Linked DNA regions of Homo sapiens: region 1 is linked to region 2. Evidence: read pairs that join two places in POLR2A ChIA-PET (ENCODE). Cell type or tissue: PC-9. All regions are shown on one strand. Links, peaks and the distances in the headings refer to the core of each region. The heading gives the core; the rest is flanking DNA.

Region 1 (5,304 bases), core at 132-5,131, 180 kb before region 2:
CTGGAACATGTGGACTCAGCCCTGGGGTCTGATGGCTCCCACTCAGCCCCCCATGACTCCCACCCTCACCCATAGCCATAGCCAACCTACCATCCACAAGGTGGAATGGATCCTCCAGCCAGACTTGTAGCTGAAGAAGCCTTCTCGCAAGTGGGTCTTCTAGTCCTTGCTGTTTTACCCGCTGCCCCTCCTTACCCCCCACTGCAGAACCCTCCCAGCCACAGAGTCCTCCCATCGAAGGCCCAGCAGAGAGAAGCTGTCCACCTTATCCTGCCTGAACTCCTGATCCACAGAACCCAGGAACATGATAAAATGGTTGTTTGTTTATGCCTCTGAGGTTGAGGAGGTTGTTTCATGCAATGGACAGCTGGAATGGGGTTTATGGTGGCACCTCTCTCCTAGAGTGGGAGGCAGGGAAGTGAGGTGGGTAAGAGCAGACAGAAGATCACGAATCCCGTCGCCGCCAGTGACGCCAGCTATGAGCCTTTAGGCAAGATCCTGTATCTCTCCCTGTGCCTCAGTTTTCTCATCTTCTTTTTTTTTTTTTTTTTTTTTTTGAGACGGAATCTCGCTCTGTCGCCCAGGCTGGAGTGCAGTGGCGCGATCTCGGCTCACTGCAAGCTCCGCCTCCCGGGTTCATGCCATTCTCCTGCCTCAGCCTCCCGAGTAGCTGGGACTACAGGTGCCCACCACCACGCCCGGCTAATTTTTTCTATTTTTTGGTAGAGACGGGGTTTCACCGTGTTAGCCAGACTGGTCTCAATCTGACCTCGTGATCGCCTGCCTTGGCCTCCCAAAGTGCTGGGATTACAGGCGTGAGCCACCGCACCCGGCCCAGTTTTCTTGTCTTTAAAGGGGGATAATAAAAGTACCCCTCTTGGTGTCACTGTGAAGTTAAAATACGTGAATACATGAGAAAGGCTTCATAATAAGTACTCAATACAATTTTTAAGATGATTATATCTCTTTCATTTCTTCATTCAACAAACATTTCCTAAGCACTAACTCTGAGCCAGGAACTGTGCCAAGCATTTCACATTAAAAACTTAAATTCATCCTCCTCAGAGCCATCTGAAGTGGGTTCTATTATTCTTTCCACTTTTTACAGAGGGGGAATCCGAGGCTCAGAAAGTAAGTAGTGGAATGGGAACTCAAAACCCTTGCCCTCCACCAGGCGACTACTCCATGAGCGGGCATCCACAGGCACAGTCCCACTCAGCCTGAGAAGATGAGCCTCAGGGAGAATCAGCGTGTCCAGAGCGGCACTGCCGTGTCGTCGGCTCAGCGCTGTCCCCGTGTGGCAAAAATGCCTCATCCAGAAAAGGAACTCCAAACACCCTTACTCAAATTAGATGACAATAAAGCCACACAGAGCTACCATTTTCCACCTATCTGATTGGCTAAGAGCCATAAAAAAGAAAAAAAAAGAAAATGAAACCACAGGGCCTGGGCTGGGTGGGGGTAAGCCGCCACCCTCCCCTACCTTCCTCAGGAGAGGGTGACTTGACCCAGCCTCTACAGAAGGTGAGTTGACATCTATTCAAATCACAGCGCACATGTCCCCTGACCCAGCAATCCACCTCTAGGGATTCATCCTCCAATTAGCCTGGCCCAGGGCCAGGCGCAGTGGCTCACGCCTGTAATCCCAGCACTTTGGGAGGCCGAGGCAGGCGGATCACGAGGTCAGGAGATCGAGACCATCCTGGCTAACATGGTGAAACCCCGTCTTTATTAAAAAATACAAAAAAATTAGCCGGGCACGGTGGCGGGCACCTGTAGTCCCAGCTACTCAGAAGGCTGACGCAGGAGAATGGCGTGAACCTGGGAGGCAGAGCTTGCAGTGAGCTGAGATAGCGCCACTGCACTCCCGCCTAGGCGAAAGAGTGAGATTCTGTCTCAAAAATAAATAAATAAATAAATAACAATTAGCCTGGCCCACATGCTGCAGAACAAGTGTACCTGCTTACACAGCTGTTCCCTGCAGTCCTGTGTATGATCACAAAATGCTGGAAACATCCTAAATATCTAGAGGACAGGCATTGCGATACAATGTCACAGCACTCAGTGCAACACCGCATGGCCGAGAAGCACCACGAGGAAGGATTTGACACAATGACGGGGCAGTCCCTGAGACGAATTGCCAAGTGAAAAAAGCAAGTTGCAGAACAGCGCGCATAGTAAGCCCCCACGCGGGGGGACGGGAAGGAGGGAAAATACACGTGTGTACGATTCATGAATGCACAAAACCTACAGGTGACAAAACACTCTAGAAACCAGTAACAGTGATGGCTCTGGGTGGGGAGAGGTTAGAGTGGATGGAAAGAGAGGAGGCTTACCTTTATCTTTGGTCCCTTTTGAATTTTTAGCCATGGGAATATACTACCAAGTCGAGAAAAACAAAAATGAAATACTTAGGAGACATTTTGAAAACTGATCTTTAAATACTCTTAATAAGGATTTAAATGGCTTTGACATAAATTCCAAAATGAGGCATTTTTCGGAGAGTGCCTTGAAGACAGACACATCCTTTAGCTTAAGAAGTGAGTCTCCACATTTAACCCCTGGGTGTGGTGCCCCAGCTGCCTGCCAAAGAGTGAGGGTCCAGCCCTGGGGTGAGCCGCTGCATGCTGTAGCTGTCCCAAGATCCACTTCCTCTCGTCCACACAGGTCCCACCCATCTCCACCTGCTGCACAGGTGTAGTATTAAACTTCTGCTAACACATGGTCCAGACAGACTCAGGGGTGGTCTGTACCTATGCTCACTGGGGTCCCTCAGTCCACCCCAAAGTGGAGAAGATAGAGTCCCCCAGCAAGTCACACGACCTGGGTGTGTATCAGAGCTCTATGTGCAGCTGGCGGCTTGACTTTGGATGAGTCGCTAACCCACTGAGCCTCCCTTTTTGCAGCTGCAAAGGAGACAGAAGCAATAAGTCGCCTTCCCAGGGGTGGTAGAGGACGAAATGATATGAGGCATGTAAAGCCTTGGCACACAGTAGGGCTAAGTAATGCTCATGCTCAATATTCTAACTCCATTCATTCTTTCATTTGCTCATCAATCCCCTTGACCCCCAGTCGAATCTGTCCTTCAGCCTAGACATTCCTTCTCCAGGAGGCCTTATCTGATCCGCCATCTCTTCCCCAATCGGAAGTCACTCTTCCTCCTGTGACCCCATCTCCCTCCTGTGATCCCATCTGCCTCTGGTGATCCTATCTCCCCCATGTGACTCCCTCCCTTCCCTCCTCCGAAGCGCCATCAGATACCTTGGACCATGGCAGATCTCTATTCAGTCTAAGTCCTGTCACTGTATGGGCCACAAGAGAGCGGCACTGACCAGGAAGCAGAAGGAGCCAGGCCTGAATTCAAGGCTGGAGAGAATACACGCACCGCTCACAGCTGGGCGGCCCTGCTGTGCACCGGACACCTTGCTGCGTGCCAGGCACCTGGCTGAGCACTCTGCATGGTTTCGCTCATCGGAGCCTCGAGGGTTCCCCATGAGAAAGGCACTACTATCGCCACCCTTCCATCATCCCCCATTTTACCTGCTGTATCGTATTTATTTTTTTACTTGGACTTAGGGTGCCAAGACCTGGGTTAAACATCCTCATCAATTCTGCAAACTGTCTGTTGCACAGTTGGATTGAATTGGATTTCGCTCTTGATGCTCTTCTGCCCTTTCCCCTCCCCCTCCCCCCAGGCATCTGCTCCTGTGAGTCTGTTCTCTGGGCTTGAATGTGTGTGAATCCTTTTAACGCGTGTAGGGATGTTCTGTAGCTTGTGAGTTTTTTTCATTCATAGAAATGGGCCGGGCCTGGTGGCTCACGCTTGTCATCCCAGCACTTTGAAAGGCTGAGGCGGGTGGATCACCGGAGGTCGGGAGTTCGAGTTCAGCCTGGCCAACATGGCGAAACCCCGTTTTTACTAAAAATACAAACATTAGCTGGGCGTGGTGGTGCATGCCTGTAATCTCAACTACTCCGGAGGCTGAGGCAGGAGAATCGCTTGAACCCAGGAGGCGGAGGTTGCAGTGAGCCGAGATTGCGCCACTGCACTGCAGCCTGGGCGAAAAAGTGAGACTCTGTCGCAAAAAAAAAAAAAAAAAAAAAAAAAAAAAAAAAAAATCACAGAAATGGTCGTGTGCTACAGATTTCCCCGTCTTCTATTTTTTTTTTCTCTCATGCACCTGGTGTTTTTTATTTTTACTTTTTGGTTTTCTTTTTCATCTGGTTTTTTATTCATTTTATTCTTGTATTTATTTATTTATTTATTTTTATTATTTTTTTGAGATGGAGTCTCACTCTGTCGCCCAGGCTGGAGTGCAGTGGTGTGATCTTGGCTCACAGCAGCCTCAGTCTCCCAGATTCAAGCAATTCTCCTGCCTCAGCCTCCTCAGTAGCTGGGATAATAGGTGCGCACCACCACACCTGGCTAATTTTTGTATTTTTAGTAGAAATTGGGTCTCATCGTGTTGGCCAGGTTGGTCTTGAATTCCTGACCTCAAATGATGCACCTGCCTCAGCCTCCCAAAGTGCTGGGATTCAGGCATGAGCCACCGCACTCATCCCTTATCTGGTATTTTTTAGAGGCCCCTGCAGTTTGCTTTTCCTGGCATCTACATGGATTCTCACCTACTGCTCACATCCTCAAACACCATCACAGTGACCCATGACCTCGAATGGGCTCCTTCTGGAGCTGCAGGAGAATTTCTCTGGGGTATACACTCAAGAGGAAAATGCCTGGGTCATCAGATATACTCTTTCTTAGGCTCTTAGGTACTAAACCAGTCCAAACACCCAGCAGCAGAACATGGAATTCCCATCGCCCACACCCTCATGAATACTTGGAAGTTCCTGACTCTACTATTTGCTAATCCAGGGAATGGAGGTAAAGGGTGTGCCTCACTGCTATTTAGCTCTTGTTTCTCCGACTACTACTGAGGTTGAGCATCTTGTTGCTTGCTTGTTTGCCGCATTTTACAGGTGAGGCAACTGAGGCTCAGGGCCCTAGGTCGTAGGAGGTGGAGCCAAGCACACAGCCAGGTCTGTGAGAGGCCGAGACCCTGCTCTGAGTCCTCACACTGGGGAGCCTCCTCCACATCAACAGTGATGCATTCATCATCCAACAGTTCAAGTATGATTGCTCGCACCTTCATGATCTTAGGGGACTGTGGTAGGGGGCAATGGCTTTGAAAAAGCAGAAGCAATTCCTGCCCATTAATCCAATGACAAGCAAGAGGAGCTGTTCAGGAGGCTGGACCTCACTGTCGGGCGGGGCAGGGAAGGTACTGGGGCATCAAGAGGGGTCTG
Region 2 (5,304 bases), core at 142-5,141:
CAGGATTAGAAGTTAGGGTATTTAACTAAATAGTTCAAGATATAGCTGCCTTTATTAAACCAATATTGATGTTTCATTATTAAAAAATTATACAAGCAAAGATTATTCTGTTTGGATTGAGTTATAGTTTTGTACCCTCTATGCCAAATTTTGACACCTTATAGTATTTGGCAGAGATAAGTATGAAATTGTGGCCAGGCACAGTGGCTCATGCCTGTAATCCCAGCACTTTGGGAGACCAAGGCAGGCAGATCACCTGAGGTCAGGAGTTCGAGACCAGCCTGGCCGCTGCACTCCAGCCTGGGCGACAGAGTGAGACTCCGTCTCAAAAAAAAAAAAAAAGAAGAAGAAAGTGGCCATCCTGCAAGCCACATAACTCACACTCTGCAAGGCTTAACTTCTCCCTTGGCATCATAAATTTAGAGTCCTGCAATTTTTTTTTAACAGATCCAAAGTATTTGGTACTATAGAGAAGGGAAACATGGCTTCCCTCCACCTTTCATGGTTCTTTGGCTGGGCTATGAATTAAATTGACATGAAACTGAGTAACAGGAGAGAAACCATATTTAATTACATATCTGTGCGTGGAAATCCCACAAAATATGAGACTCAAAGAAGGGTCAGATGATTGAAGTTTAAGGAATAGGGTCTTAGGGCTTTGGGGGATTGGCGGAGACACAGTTATGGGAGGGTGAGGGGAAGAATTATTGTATGGTAAATAATGGTTGTCTTCCTGTGCAGATAAAAGTCTGTCTGGTGGCCAGTGTAGTGGCTCAAGCCTGTAATCCCAGCACTTTGGGAGGCAGAGGCAAGAAGATCACCTGAGGTCAGGAGTTCGGGACCAGCCTGGCCAACATGGTGAAACCTTGTCTCTACTACAAATACAAAATTAGCTGGGCATGGTGGCGTGCGCCTATAATCCCAGTTACTTGGGAGGCTGTGGCAGGAGAATCACTTGAACCCGGGAGGCGGAGGCTGCAGTGAGCCGAGATTGCAGCATTGCACTCCAGCCTGGGCAAAAAAAAGTGAAATTGTATCTTAAAAAAAAAAAAAAAAAAGAAAGTCTCTAGGGTAATTCTTCTGGAGCAGCCTTTTTCCTGATACAGGCACCTTTACTAATGTAGATTTCCTTGATAGATGTAAATTTCTTTTACCAAAGAATAGCTTTCCAGAGCTACTCCTGTGTCTGCAGTTTCTCTGAATAACCAGCTCAAAGTATGTCAAAGAGGTGTATTTGGGGGTGGCACATTCTGGTTTCCCAGAGTCATATTTTGGGGGTGTGTATGTCCTGAGCCCCAACAGTGGCAACACTTCCTGAACACCTGCCTGCTAAGCGAGGGGTCTGGCCCCTTCCCTAGTGCCTGCTCACCTCTCGCCCCAAGCATTAGCCTGGAGAGTGATTGATTGCTTGTTAAGTAAATGAATGTCTTGGAAAATAACACAACAGGCAGGCCAGAATTATTTGTAGAAGTCAATATGCACTGAGCATTTACTAGGTGTCAGAATCTGTGCAATATGTTTTACATCCATGGAGGCACCAATTTGAGTCTGCATTCACATCCTGGCCCTGCACTTACAGGCCGTAGCACTGTGAGCAACCACTTTTGTAAAGTTAATGAGAGGCCATCAGGCTGGGGAAAGAAGAGGAGCCTGGGTCCTCCTAAGGTGTAGACATAAATGATTGCCAGCCATTATTCTGGAGGTTATAAGATATGCAACTTCCCCAATTACTCCTGCAAATAACACCACTGTTGCAGGTTGGCCTTTTGAGATATCTTTCCAGTTGGTGTTTTTTTTTTGTTTTTTGTTTGTTTGTTTGTTTGTTTTTGTTTTATTGAGACAGAGTCTTGCTCTATTGTCCAGGCTGGAGTGCAACGGCGCGATCTCGGCTCACTGCAACCTCCGCCTCCCGGGCTCAAGCAATTCTCCTGCCTCAGTCTCTCCAGTAGCTGGGATTACAGGTGTCCGCCATCATGCCCGGCTAATTTTTGTATTTTTAGTGGAGACAGGGTTTCGCCATTTTGGTCAGGCTGGTCCTGAATTCCTGACCTCAGGTAATCCACCCGCCTCGGCCTCCCAAAGTGCTGGGATTACAGGCATGACCCACCACGCCCCGCCATCTTTCCAGGTTTTTTGCAGATTTGACACCCATGGCTCCACCTAAACCTGATGTCTCCACCAGGACCGCCAACCCTGCTCCTGTGGCCCCCCCCCCAAAAGCGATTCAGCCTGTAGGAGCACAGCTTCAACCCCCTATGATTTCATCTCCACCCCAACCAATCAGCAGCAAGCACCTGTTACCTGGCCACCCCCAACTCTTCCCCTATACTGCCTTTGAAAAACCCCTCACCTACAAGCTTTGAAGATGATTTGGGAACAAACTCATTTCCCCTGTGGCATGGCCAGCCTCATGGTCTTTCTTTATGCAGTGGGCAGAAAGAACCCCTCAGGTGGTTACAGTATTTGTCAGGGTAGCTCAGTGTGCATCAGAGACCAGTTCTGCCATATACAAGGTGTGTGACCTACACAAGGCTCTCGACTTCTCTGGGCCTGTTTCTTCATCTGGAAAATAGGGATAGTAATAGCATCTCTCCAAAAGGCCATGAAGATTAAATGCATTAATTTCTCTCAAGCCCCAAGAACATGCCTGACACTGAGTCAGCTCAGTGCACACTGGCAGTTAGGATTTCTGTCCTATGAAGAGGGCACTATTATTATCCCCGCTTTCCACATGACTTACTGAAGCACCAGTATTTGAACTGTTTTTGCTCCAGGGAACTCTCTTCCTGTGTGAAAGGAATTATGGAGATCTCAGGGTGATGCCAGAACCAACTGTTTGCACATAGCTTTTGTCAACTGGGGATCAACCCTCATGAAATCTGGGTGGCAGAGAGCCTCAATAAAGCAAGCCCTTTATTATACAGTTCTACCATCTGGATCCTCCTCCTAGCTGGGCTGTAGGGCAGATCAGAGACACATAGTAGGCGCCTGGTCTTGCCGGGAGCCACACCCACCCTCCGCCTGCCTTTCCCCGAGCTCTGGGCGGGGACAGCTTTATACAAAACGAGCTGCCTCTGGCCCCTCCCATGCAGAGCGGCTGGGGAACTGGACCAGCAGGTAAGTGGGCAAAGCGGGGCGGCTCAGGCCTGTGAGGGTGCAGCTGCAGCTACCAAGGCTGCCTGCTAGCTAGGAGCATGGGACACTGACCAGGATATGGCAGGGGCACTTATCTGGAGCCAGCAGGTGTCCCGTGGCCTTTCCCCTAGTTTCAGGCTGCCATGTCGGGAGAGTCCAAAGAGATAGGAGGGAAGAAAGGTTTCCTCCTCAGCTGGCATGTGGAGTCAGGACAGGCTGAGCCATCCAGGTGAAAGATCAAAGGGACAGGAGGGAAGAAAGGTTTCCTCCTCAGCTGGCATGTTGGAGTCGGGACAGGCTGAGCCATCCAGGTGAATTCCAGACCCCTGGTGCCTCCAGACCAAAAGGCTGGGCCCATGCTGGGTGTCATGGCTCACGCCTGTAATCCCAGCACTTCTGGAGACTGAGGCAGGTGAATCGCTTGAGCTCAGGGAGTTCAAGACCAGCCTGGGCAACGTGGCGAAACTCCATCTATACAAAAAATACAAAAATTACCCAGGTCGGACGTGGTGGCATGGGTTAATAGTCCCAGCTACTCAGAGGCTGAGGTGGGAGAATCGCATGAGCCAGGAAGGTTGAGGCTGCAGTGAGCTCAGATCATGCCACAGCACTTCAGCCTGGGTGACAGAGCGACATCCTGTCTTAAAAAAAAAAAAAAAAAAAAAAAAGACTGGGCCCCCACTGACTTTACCCAGGGCCATCTCCATGCTATCTCGGAACAACTTGACCAGGCTGAAGCCGCAGGAGCCTGGGAAGGAGGCTGGGAGTTGGGATGGACGTGGAGGGGAGGGGAACTGGCCTGGGGGAGGCTGCTCCACCAAGGTCAGCCCCATGGGAGGCCTGAAGCCCTTCCTGGCCTTGGGAGGGAGGAGAAGGGGGAAGAGAACTCACTGTCCGCTTCTACTGGCCAGGCTGAGCGCCTGTTATCTCATTCCCTTTTTCCTGGTCTGCTGAGCCCAGAAAGGCTGGGCATTCCCAGACCCTTTCACAGATGGAGAAACCAAGGCCTAGAGAGGGTGAGCAGCTGACCTGAGGTTGCACAGCCGGTGAGCACAGGCCTGAATGTCTGCCACAGCCTGAGATCAGGGGTGGGGCAGGGTTCGGGGAAGCACTATCTCCTCTCTGGGCCTTGGTTTCCCCACCTGTGCAATAGGGACATTGAGTTGGGATGAGTTTCAGGGGAACTCTGAGGTCCCAGCAACAAGAGGTAGAGATGGCCTTCTGCTACATGTGGCTGTGAACAGTGAGGGTGGCTGAGGCCAGGCTCCCAGCGCCCCAGCTGCCTCCTGCCTCCTGGCACCTCCCTGCCTCCCTCTCAGCCGCAGCTTCTCATTTTTCCCTGTCTCTGTGCCTCTGTTGTCCTTTCTCCCCATTTCTGCTTCTAGCTTTCGGTTCTTTCTGTCTCTTTGTCTCAGTCTCTTCTCTCTCACTCCCCTTCATCTCCCCCATCTCTCCCTGTGGGTTTTGTGGTTTTGACCTCTCAGCCTCCCTTCTTCATGGGCTCAAAGTCAGTCCATTCCTACCCACTCTCATGAGGGTGAGGCCAGGCCCTAAGTAGACGCCTACAGGCCTCACTAAGTTCTCCAGGAGCCTGGAACCCAGGAAAGAATTGGCTCAGACCCTTGCCCAGGAGTGAGATGTATCCAGTGTCAGGCTGCCACCTGGCACTGCCCCAGGGGTCACCCTGGCCAACACAACCCTCATAGCTGAGGCGGGTTTCCTCCAGTCTGGCCCACAGGGCTAGGTGCCTACCAGCTGGCAGATTATCCCTGCAGAGCGAGAACCCAGCCATGGTGCCAGGAGCTCAGGTGGCCCAGCCCGTGGCAAGCCAGATGGTCACCTGGGCACTGGGGGAGAGGACAAGCCCCCGCTCACATGGAGATTACACTCCAATGGGAGAGACCAGCGCTCAACAGATAGACACAGATAAACTCCCGTAACTGAGCTGGTGTCAGTAATACTTTGATGGAGGAAAACAGAGGGCAGGAGAATGTGGAGGGGGGCGGGGGACATTGGGTGGGATGGAAGCTGCCTGAGCTCCCTGGAGGAGATGGCCCAGCCCACACAATGACGGTGCACTGGCCCTGGTCAGAACCCCACTCCCAATTCTCTTCACTTTCTTGGGCTGGGGGCTCACAGCTTTTGATGCAAGAATGCAAAAGAGAAACC

What was found. Peaks named below come from ENCODE experiments on the same cell type or tissue, not always from the same donor. Only the 100,000 strongest peaks of a DNase experiment are listed, where the experiment ranks them.
Region 1: POLR2A ChIA-PET joins it to region 2 with 12 read pairs; 3 of 35 experiments call an interaction of 5 or more read pairs at or near these places.

Annotation. Positions count from the first base shown.
Region 1 is chr20:949,946-955,249 of GRCh38, reverse strand. No RefSeq gene overlaps it. Among named protein-coding and RNA genes, the nearest start is that of ANGPT4, 36 kb to the right of the region's middle. RefSeq lists an enhancer at 2,928-3,428. In PC-9, for the core only: a CTCF peak has its summit at 1,292; no DNase peak of the experiment used is centred there.
Region 2 is chr20:773,768-779,071 of GRCh38, reverse strand. It overlaps a transcript of SLC52A3 not described here. Among named protein-coding and RNA genes, the nearest start is that of SLC52A3, 7.9 kb to the right of the region's middle. RefSeq lists an enhancer at 2,613-3,315. In PC-9, for the core only: no CTCF peak of the experiment used is centred there; a DNase peak (open chromatin) is centred at 3,201; H3K4me3 peaks cover 929 bases.